Linked DNA regions of Homo sapiens: region 2 is linked to region 1. Evidence: chromatin loops called from intact Hi-C (ENCODE). Cell type or tissue: GM12878. All regions are shown on one strand. Links, peaks and the distances in the headings refer to the core of each region. The heading gives the core; the rest is flanking DNA.

Evidence for each region. A loop is a pair of places that touch in the nucleus more often than their neighbours do. Peaks named below come from ENCODE experiments on the same cell type or tissue, not always from the same donor. Only the 100,000 strongest peaks of a DNase experiment are listed, where the experiment ranks them.
Region 2: it touches region 1 in a loop (2.2-fold over the local background); 7 of 110 quality-filtered maps call a loop at or near these places.

What each region holds. Positions count from the first base shown.
Region 1 is chr20:53,955,026-53,960,410 of GRCh38, forward strand. It overlaps BCAS1 (brain enriched myelin associated protein 1), which reads right to left. Exons shown (of 13, transcript NM_001366298.2): 11 at 2,407-2,472. Among named protein-coding and RNA genes, the nearest start is that of BCAS1-AS1, 42 kb to the left of the region's middle. In GM12878, for the core only: a CTCF peak has its summit at 2,949; no DNase peak of the experiment used is centred there.
Region 2 is chr20:54,014,862-54,020,246 of GRCh38, forward strand. The region is part of intron 4 of BCAS1 (brain enriched myelin associated protein 1); the gene reads right to left. Among named protein-coding and RNA genes, the nearest start is that of MIR4756, 51 kb to the right of the region's middle. In GM12878, for the core only: no CTCF peak of the experiment used is centred there; DNase peaks (open chromatin) are centred at 2,480 and 3,230; H3K4me3 peaks cover 996 bases; H3K27ac peaks cover 2,170 bases.

The sequences.
Region 1 (5,385 bases), core at 170-5,169:
GACCCACCGGATACATGTGTATAAGCATGATTCATGAAGTTATGTACTGTACCCAGGTAAAAAGTTCTACAACAAGGTAGCAGCTTTGATGGAGAAGGCATCAACTGTAGGAGAACTTTCTTTTCACACCAGTGAATCATGCACGCCCCTTAGAAGTAAGCGGGAAGACAAACAGCAGAGACTCCCCGGTCCAGAAGGCCTCCACCGGTGCTCTTCAGAGGGCAGAAGTCCTTGGAGAAAGAAGCAACAGGCATCCAGTGTACCTTGAGAAGCTCTTCTGTAATATATGTCTTGAACACTTCTGGCAGACCCCAACTGTCAGAGTTGCAGCAAATGCTAAGATATGGATGTCCAAGTACAATAGATATCCCAGAGCAGATACTCTCCTTAGAATGAAACAGAAACTCTCACCACAATGCTCTTCAGAAAGGCCAGAAACCAGAGATCCCAGTTCAAATGCCTTGTTAACTGTTTTTGTTGTGTAGAAGATTTTAAGATGCAGTGAGTGGCTAAGAACTCAGTGTCTGGAGTCAGAAGGACCTGGTTTGTTTCTAATTCCACCATAACCTTGCTGTGTGACCAAGGATAAACTGACCTCCTAGTTTCCTCATCTCTATGGGAGCAATAAAAGAAATGACACCTTATGGTGCTGTGAGAATTAAATTAGCTAAAAATGGAAAGGACACACCAGTGTTCTCAAGTCTGAATCCAAGGCTCCGGAAAATAAAATTCCCAATTGGATTCTGAAAACACTCCTAGGTGGGATGTTTCTAGCTTATTTGGATTTGTATGGATGTCATTCCAATTTTAGAATCACCAAGATTATTGGCATAATTCCTTCACTGTAAAATTCCAGACAAAATATACCATCATATTTAAGCTTGTCTTAAAAGCTTAAATATGAAGAGTATAGTAAAAAGCAATATATTTCCTGTTTAAAAATGTAGGATAAACCAATTATTATGGAAATAAAAATACAAAAACATATTTACAGTCATTACCGTCCATTTGTGAGTGTGATATGGGCAACATTATAAGATGGAAATTCCCTATCAGCAGCATAATAGTAATAGTAACATATAGACACTGTTAACAATAGAGTTGTGCCCCCACCCCAACGCATATGTTGAATCCTTAACTCCCAATGTGATTATATTTGGAATAGGAAGTAATTAAGGTTAAACAAAGGCATAGGGTGGGGCCCTGCCCCAATAGGATTAGTGTCCTTATAAGAAGAGACATTGGCAAGCTTATTCTCTTTCTCTCTCTGCCGTGTAAGGACACACAAGCAAGAAGGTGGCCATTTACAAACCAGGAAGAGAGTCCTCACCAGGAACCAAACCCTGCTGATTTGGTTACTCCTTAATCCTATCCTTTCCAGCCACAAGAACTGCAAGAAAATAAATTTCTGCTTTTAAAGCAACCACCTATGGCATTTTGTTATGGCAGCCCGTGCTGACTAATACAGTAGCTAACATGTATTGAGCCCTCTATACCAGAAATGTTCTAAGTGTTTTACATGTATTGATTCATCTAAGTATGACAACCCCATAAGGAAGTACTTTTCATAGCTCCTTTATATAGATGAGGAAACTGAGGTGCTGACAGATTTGGCAATTTGCCTAAGTCACACAGCAAAAAAAAAAAAAAGTGGCTGAGCCAGGATTTGAACCAGACAGTTTGAGTCTACCACTCATTCTTGTAGCCACTTCTCTATATTGTCAAAACTACTAGAAGAATATTTGATGCCATTTTTTGTGGAGGTGTATTTTTAAATTAAAAAAAGAGTGCAGCTGCATGATCCTATTTAAAAAAAGGAACACATGTAGTTATAAATATGTCATAGCTATGTTTCTTTAGAATAAAGAAAATAATGAAAGCAAACTGTGTGACCCCCCGACTCCATGTCTTTATTCTGTTCAAGACATAGATTCTAGTACTTGCCAAACACCATGCAAGGTGATAGAGAAATAGAAGAAGGAGACTTCTTGCTCCACAGACATTCCAGACAGACATGAGAAGAAACAGGGGAGATAAATGAATTATTACAATTTGTGATGACGCTATGAAATAAAAGAACAATATGTAGTTATGAGAGGCAGATATGGAAGGTCTTTTTGAAGAGGTGACATTTATGGCAAAAAGTGAAGGGTGAGAAGAGATTTTTAATGCAGAAAAGAGGGAAGCACATGTGTGAAAGTTTTTTGATAGGATAAAGCTGAGGAACTCTAGCTTGTTCATGCTTGTGTCTGCAGACCCCAACATAGTTCTTGGCATATAGTAGGTGCTTAATCCTGAGATATTAAATGAGTTGGCTGTGGCTGAGAATTTTATTGAAAAGTATACTGTGAAGAAGTGAGAATACACCACTAATCCCACCACCAAACTGAGTTCGAGGTCACTTACTTGGCAGCTGGAGTCTTTCCCATTTATTTCTTCTGAGTGGGTGATCCCTCCATCCCCTTTCACTGACTAAAATAACAAACAGACAATGGCCTTCAGCCACAAGTACAGTGACGTGGAGAATGCAAGAAAGTTCTGAAATGGATGATCTCAGTCATTTATCATTGAGGTTTGGGGTCAAGACAAATGGAAGGCCAACTGGAAACATGTTACTCATTGGATATAGAGATTTCCATGCAATTTCTAACCAGATCTAATTAAATTCAAGTGTTGGCCTCCAAAAATAACAACAAAAGTACTAAATCCTGGAATTAGGCAATTCTGAGATAAATGATGACGGTTCCAATTAATGTTGGAAGCAGGAGATAGTTGAACATATTAAATGAAGACTGAATGAACAATTGACCCATGAGTAGCCTTCCACTGGGAATATTTAGGCTGTGGGTGTTTTATTGTTTTTTTTTTTTTCTCTCCTTGATAGAGATATGAGTTTTGTTTAATATTTCATTTTCCACCCTTTAGCACCCCCTATAGCCAGCAACACCAGTGACAGGGATAAAAGGGGTTGGACTTGACTCCTTAAACTCCACACTCTAAGCTAATGGTTCTAGAAGTATGATTCCAGGACCAGCAGCTTCAGCATCACCTGGGAACTTGCTAGAAAGGCAAATTCTGGAGACCCAGGCTGGATCTAATCAATCAGAAGCTTTCAGAGGCAGAGGCTCAATGATCTGCATTTTAATAAGCTCTCCAGGTGGTGCTGAGGATTGTCTGAGTTTGAGTACCACCGCTCTCAGCAAGTTGGCCATATACAGGTTCAGACTCATGCTGGGGTCTGTGGTTTTAACGGTGCATTTAGTAATGTCCTATGCTTAGTGCCTGATACCTAAGAAACCTGGTGATAAAATGTTCGGTTCTTATCAACAACATTGACTCAGGTCTAATTCCCACACGTTTGATCACTGCTTAATGTCTCCTCTTCCCAGCTAAGGGAGGAGTATAGAGAGCAGGGTTTCAGCCATATGGGGCAAAGAGGAAGACTCCAGATTCCACTGTTATTTATGGCCATGGCTGTTCTCTTAGCAGACCGTAAGAATCCACAACACATGCACTAAGAACAGCCAGAAACATTGAAAGCACTCAAATACTTTTTGACTGATTAATATTATGTATCTTTGTTGTCTGAGCTACGGTGTTCACATTAGAGATAATACAAATTATTATTTATGAAGGATAATTTTTAGTGGAGTGCTTACTAAGTGCTGGGCATTGTGCTAAATGAGATAATAACTTGCATTATTTCATTTATTCATTATGTCAGAACCTTAAGATAGTGGAATTACTTTATTTTTCAGACAAGGAAATGGAAGCTCAAAGATACTAGCATCACCATGGAACTAGCAGGTTTGAGTGCCAGTGTTGGACAGCAGGCAATGACTCCATATTCCACACTCTAAACCACCTCCCCATACTGCCCCTAGAAGGCAAGAGGCACCACTCAATCAATAAACGTTTATTGAGCATTCACTGTATGAAGTTGCTGAATGTTAGATTAAACAAAATGATAAAAGCTTGGATAAGATGGAGGATGACCAAACTCAAATGTGGATGTTTATGGGATGTCCCCTCATCAGGAGTCAACTGTGCTCTTCTTTATTTTTGATATTATTATTGTTTTTAAGAGACAGGGTCCCATTCTGTCACTCAGGCTGGAGTACAGCGGCACAATCATCATTAACAGCAGCTTCAACCTCCATGGTCAAGCAATCCTCCTGCCTCAGCCTCCCAGATAGATAGGACTACAGGTGTACACCACCATGTCCAGCTATTTTTTTTTTTTTTTGAGAGAGAGTCTCACTCTCTTGCCCAAGCTGGAGTGCAGTGGCATGATCTTGGCTCACTGCAGCTTCTGCCTCCCAGGTTCAAGAAATTCTCCTGCTTCAGCCTCCCAAGTAGTTGGGACTACAGGCGCCTGCCAACACGCCCTGCTAATTTTTGTATTTTTAGTAGAGACAGGGTTTCACCATGTTGGCCAGGCTGGTCTCAAACTCCTGACCTCAAATGATCCACCCGCCTCGGCCTCCCAAAGTGTTAGGATTACAGGCGTGAGCCACTGTGCTTGGCCCAGCTATTTTTTAAAAAATTTTTTTGCAGAGACAGAGTCTCACTATGTTGCCCAGGTTGGTCTCGAGCTCCTGGGCTCAAGTGATCCTCCAGCCTTGGCCTCCCAAAGCACTGGGATTACAGAAGGGTTGTGCTCTTTTTAATATACTGCTTAGTGTGAAAGAGGTGGTGTCTGGAAGTTCCGTGTACTGAGGAACATCATTGGTGCAGGTTTCACTAAGATTGACAAACAAAGATCAGACTGTCCTCTCCATAAAATTTAGATCTGTCTACATGGAAAGTGGGTTTTTCCTTCCTCCGTGCCTTGTGCATTGTTCTACAAAGGCCAGTCTTGCTTGAGAAGGTTTAGAAAAAGAAATGAACTGTTGGCTATTTCTTCCCTCCTCATAACCAGCTCTGTCAGCCTTCCCATCACACCCAAAGCTTTGGACACGTAAGGATTTCATTCAGCCTCCAAATTCGGGCTGTGTCGTAAGAGCCCTTCCTACTCAAGCCCATTCCCAAGTGGCCTTTACACTGTGGCTTTGGATCATATCTGTCAACCTTTGGGAATGTTGAGCAGCAAAAAACAAACAAATGCACAAAATGGCTTTTTAGGCAAAAACCGAATGGACATGAAGAGTCACGCATGAGCACTCCACCACCTTCTAGAGAATAAAGTTCTCTCACTTGCCCCCTAGGAGACAGGAATTCTAAACTTCCCGTTAGTTGTTTCAATTTGGCATTCATTAGGGACTCTGTCAATTTAAGGTTTCAATTTGCTTTCTTTCCCCCCATTTCTTTGAGAGCCCTTGGAGAAGAATTGGGATTGAATCAGAAGGCTGTGTTGACAGCAGCTGATCTCAGCTGACATCATGA
Region 2 (5,385 bases), core at 127-5,126, 60 kb after region 1:
ACTGTCACCTGCGTGTAGCCATTGTCAGATTCAGGAAGAAAAATAGGGTTTGGTTAATTTTTGAAGATAGAATTTGTCCCCCAATTTGCCTAGAAAGGAAAGCAAATTAATATGCAAGCAGGAAGGAATGTGAAGACCAATACTAAAAATATTTTGCAGAATCTCAGAATTTCCTAAGCAGACTATGATTTTTTTTTTTTTTGAGATGTTGCCCAGGCTGGAGTGCAATGGTGCAATCTCGTCTCACTGCAACCTCCGCCTCCCAGGTTCAAGTGATTCTCCTGCCTCAGCCTCCGAGTAACTGGGATTACAGGCATGTGCCACCATGCCCGGCTAATTTTTGTATTTTCAGTAGAGATGGGGTTTCACCATGTTGGCCAGGCTGATCTCAAACTCCTGACCTCAGGTGATCCACCCCCCTTGGCCTCCCAAAGTGTTGGGATTACAGGCATGAGCCACCATGCCCAAACTCTTTTTTTTTTTAAGTTTGTTTTACTACAGTGCTCAAAGCCACTGAAGGAAGGTCAATAAATATATATTAATGTAGGTAATTCTGTACTTTTATTTTTTCCACTACTCCTACCCAATTCACATCAACTGATAAAAATTCAATGAGTAGTTTTTTTTTTATAATGCATTCACATCTTTCAAGCCCATGGCAAAAACAGGGAAAGAACACAGACAGCACAACCATAGGAAATCCAATTATGAAAGGGCTTCAAATCTGCCCACTTAGGACAACATTTCTCTTTGTGATCTCCTGCTGGAGATGATTACACATTAGCTATAAGTATATTTAAAAAGTTGTTATTCTTTCTGAACAATGAATTGTCACATAAGCTCTGGGTGGCATAGTTTGGAAATTATTGTTAGAGGAAAATAACCTCTTGTTGAACTGTTGCTAGCAGCCTGTGGCAATTTCTAATTAACACAGCTCAGGAATCCTCAGCCTCTTAATGCAGTCTAGAGGAGGAATCGAGAAATTACCTAGATGGTGGCATTTTTTTACTTTTAGTTAGATTGGTGGTTCACTACAGTGCTCCTTTTATAAAAAAGAGAAAATACAGATAACAAAGAATAAAACGAAATGCATCGATTATTCTATTACTGAAAGTCAACTGCTGTCAACAATTTGCAATTTTTTATTCCACGCTGCTCTTTGGGTGGGATGACAGAGCTATGGCACAGGAAGGCAGAGATCATTTTTACCCAGAGGAGATTCTTCTGCATGCTATTTTGAAATCTGCTTTTCTCATTTAACATTATACTATCACTTTCTTCACCTGACCAATTCTATTTTTATGTCACCCTCGTTTACGGTGTCTAGTGTAAGGGTGTGCCACAATCAATATGAAAGACCTATTGGATCATTTCAGCTTTTTTTCTTACAGACAATACTGGAAATTTTTTAAAGCCCCATGCATAAAATATTGATCATGTTCTCAATACATTATTTTTAAACATTTTTTATTGATGCATAATAGATGTACATAATTTTGGGGTACGTGTGATAATTTAATACATTCATGTAATTTGTAAAGATCAAATTCGTGTACTTGGGATATTCATCACTTCAAATATTTGTCTTCTCTTCATGCTAAAAACATTCGACTTATTCTATTCTAGCTAGTTTGAAATGTACAGTAAACTATAGTCACCCTCCTGACCTATCAATCAATAAATTCTTAAATGCAGATTTGCTCATTCAGAAAGCATGTGTGTTTGAAGACTTTAAAATTGCATACTGCCAAAGCGCCACGGTGGAAACAAGCTTCTTAGTGGTCCAGGTAGTTGATTAAGAAATTATCTAAGACTTCAGAGGGAAATAAAATAACATGAAAATATAAAACCAAGAAATCTAGATTTCCATTGTCCTCTGGCATCTTTTCTGAGATGGAAATTGAGTCTGGATAACACAGATATAAAAATGTTCCACTTAGCCATTTTTCTTCCTCTTTTGGGGAAGAGAGAGGCAATGTTAATTTCAGCTGCTTATACTAATTGAACCAAGCCGGGTTGGACCAATTATCCAGTGTGATACTCTCTACTGTAAATCACAACATCACTACCTGTTTTACTACCCTGTGGACATAACCTCAGGATACTTAAGGCTCATCTCACACGGGGGTAGCAGAAGTCTAGCCCAGGGCCTTAGCATGGTACATCATCATTAATCCATAGTTATTAACTGATGTGGAGATGTTACATTTGTAAGATTAAATAAAGCATTGTCTGTTGTTCACATAGGGGGAGGGGGGAAAGAAATCTATCTAAGAAAGCAACGCACACTTGCTTCCCATATAAAGCTAGTGTACATTTTCTCTTTTCTCCCTCAGCAACTCCTCTGCTTGAGGGGTAAGTGAATTTGTCAACTTGAGTTCCAATGGCAAGTAAAATGTGGGTAGAGAATTAAGCAATAAAATGTTCTTCTCTTGTTTCCCTTTTGGCAGCAGGCTTTGCTTTGGGGATAGTCCTAAGGACACATGAGTTGGCACACTCTTAAGTATAGTTCCCTTATGTGTGATTTTTTTTCTTTTCTTTTTTTTTTTTTTGAGGTGGAGTCTCGCTCTGTTGCCCAGGCTGGAGTGCAGTGGTGCGATCTCGGCTCACTGCAATCTCCATCTCCCAGGTTCAAGCGATTCTCATGCCTCAGCTTCCTGAGTAGCTGAGATTATAGGCGTGCACCACCATGCTTGGCTAATTTTTGTATTTTTAGTGGAGATGGAGTTTCACCATGTTGGCCAGGCTGGTCTTGAACTCCTGGTCTCAAGTGATCCTCCTGCCTCAGCCTCCCAAACTGCTGAAATTATAGGTGTGAGCCACCACGCCCGGCCAATATGTGTGATTTAAAATGGAAAAATACTGCTGCAGGCAGAGTGAGTGAAGAGTGATTCCCAGGGTAAGCCACACTGGGCAAAAGGGATTTGTGGAAGATTCTTCTGTTCCATGATTAGTTCCTAACAAGCACAACCTTCCAGACTGGTGACAGCATTTCACATTTACTAAAGGAAAAATACCCAATGTTACGGAAAACAAACAAACAAAAACAAAAAACAAACAAAAACCACACCAGAAAACCTGCCTTTAAATACAAAAAACTAATAATCCACAGCCTAGAACACATTCGTCATCTATTTAACAAACACTTCCCCAAAGCGAGAAAACAGTTTTGAATGCTGCCAGAATTAGGTTGCAGACTTTCTAAGAATTGTTTGGCCCGTGCAAAGAAAGAAAGAAAAAGTCACATGCTATTCACTGACTGTTTAAACACTTCTCTGTTTCTGTTCCTCACCCAGTTGTGATTTTCACTCTCCTGTCTACTTTCTATCTCAAAACTCTGTTTATTTCACTCAGAGCTCTTTCTAAACTCTGGAAGTGTTTGCTTGTTAATTCTCTTTCTTTTTTAAATTGTTGGTCTCTCCACTAGAAGGAAAGCTCCCATGAAGTACACTGTTCTACCTGCTGGGGAATCTAAAATCATTCCTGGCACAAAGGAAATACTCATATTTGTTGCATGAATAAATGAAAGTATCCACTTACTTTTTTTTTTTTTTTTTCGAGACAGAGTCTCGCTCTGTCATTCTCCTGCCTCAGCCTCCCGAGTGGCTGGGACTACAGGCGCCCGCCACCACGCCTGGCTAATTTTTTGTATTTTTAGTAGAGACGGGGTTTCATTGTGTTAGCCAGGATGGTCTCGATCTCCTGACCTCGTGATCCACTTGCCTCGGCCTCCCAAAGTGCTGGGATTACAGGCGTGAGCCACCGCGCCCAGCCTCCCACCCCTTTTATATATTGCTTAACACTGGCTGCCTGATTGACTCTCAGGCTGGAATGACAGATGGTCATCTAAGTAGCTTCAAATTCTGATAAGTGCTATGAAGGATGAAGGAAGTAAAGTGGTCCATGATGGGTGTATTTACTTGATTCTCAACTGTACCCAAGAAAAATACCAATGCAAGTGTTATGACGAAGGACAACCTACATGGCTGCGCTGCTGGGAATCATTTGGTGAACTGGAGAGTGGGTGCCCCATCTTAAGGGACAGTCACAACTCACATTCTGTCTGGAAATATAGGGCAAAACTACCCATTATGGGGAAGTCTGAAATATAGAATTGTATTGACATATTATTGCTTTAAAATATCATCAACTTTGTTAATTCAAAAATATAATTAATTAATTAAAATATTATTTAAAACACTATGTAGGCCAAGTAAGATGCATCTCTGGCTAGAGGCCTTCTACAGATGGCTAGTTTTCAACTTCTGGTTTATGTTTTTTATTTTATTTTACTTCTTCAAACCCACAGCCAACATCATACAACTTCTGGTCTAAATGCCTAGCTCAACGTTCTCTAGAAGAACCATTCCTTGGAAAATTGAGCTACCTTGTTAGAGGCCCAACAGCTACATGGATGATTAAGTTTGAGAAACACTTGGTTAAACAAAGTGAAACAGGCGTGCTTGCTGCAGGACTTCTCAGAGCCTTTAGTAGGTGGATGTCCATTGTGAATCTTCAGTAGAGACTATAAAGCAAATAGATTTTCTGAAACTATTCCATAGCAGAGCCCTATTTCTAGGCCCATCTTATTGGACTAACGTTCCACAGACCAACTTGGAAAGTACTATCACGCTGGTTAACATTAGGTGTCAACTTGATTGGATTGAAGGATGCCTAGATGGCTGGTAAAGTATTGTTTCTGGGTGTGTCTATGAGGGTGTTGCCAGAGGAGATTAACATTTGAGTCAGCGGACTGGGAGAAGAAGACCCACCCTCAATGTGGGTGGGCACCTTCCAATCGGCTGGCAGCATGGCTAGAACAAAGCAGGTGGAAGAAGGTGGGATAAGCTGGGTTGCTGAGTCTTCCAGCCTTCATCTTTGTCCTGTGCTGGATGCTTCCTGCTCTTGGACGTTAGACTCCAGGTACTTTGGCCTTTGGACTCCTGGACTTACACCAGTGGTTTGCCAGGGGCTCTCAGGCCTTTGGCCACAGACTGACGGCTGCACTGTCGGCCTCCACACTTTTGAGGCTTTTGAACTTCTGCCACTACTGGCTTCCTACCTCCTCAGCTTGCAGACGGCCTATAGTGTGATTTCACCTTGTGATAATGTGAGGCAATTCTCCTTAATAAACTCCCTTTCACATATACGTCTATCCTATTAGTTCTGTCCCTTTGGAGAACCCTGACTAATACAACTAACTTTAGAATTTTTTAAAGATATAAGATGTTTCAAAAGTTTTAAAGTGTTTCATCTCTTTGAACCTATAGGCACAGTGGTTAAGTGTGTGGGCATCGGTGACCAATTTCCACCCTGCCACTTTCTAGCACTATGATTTGCACAAGTTACTTTACCTCTCCGTGACTTAGTAAACTTGATAAGTTA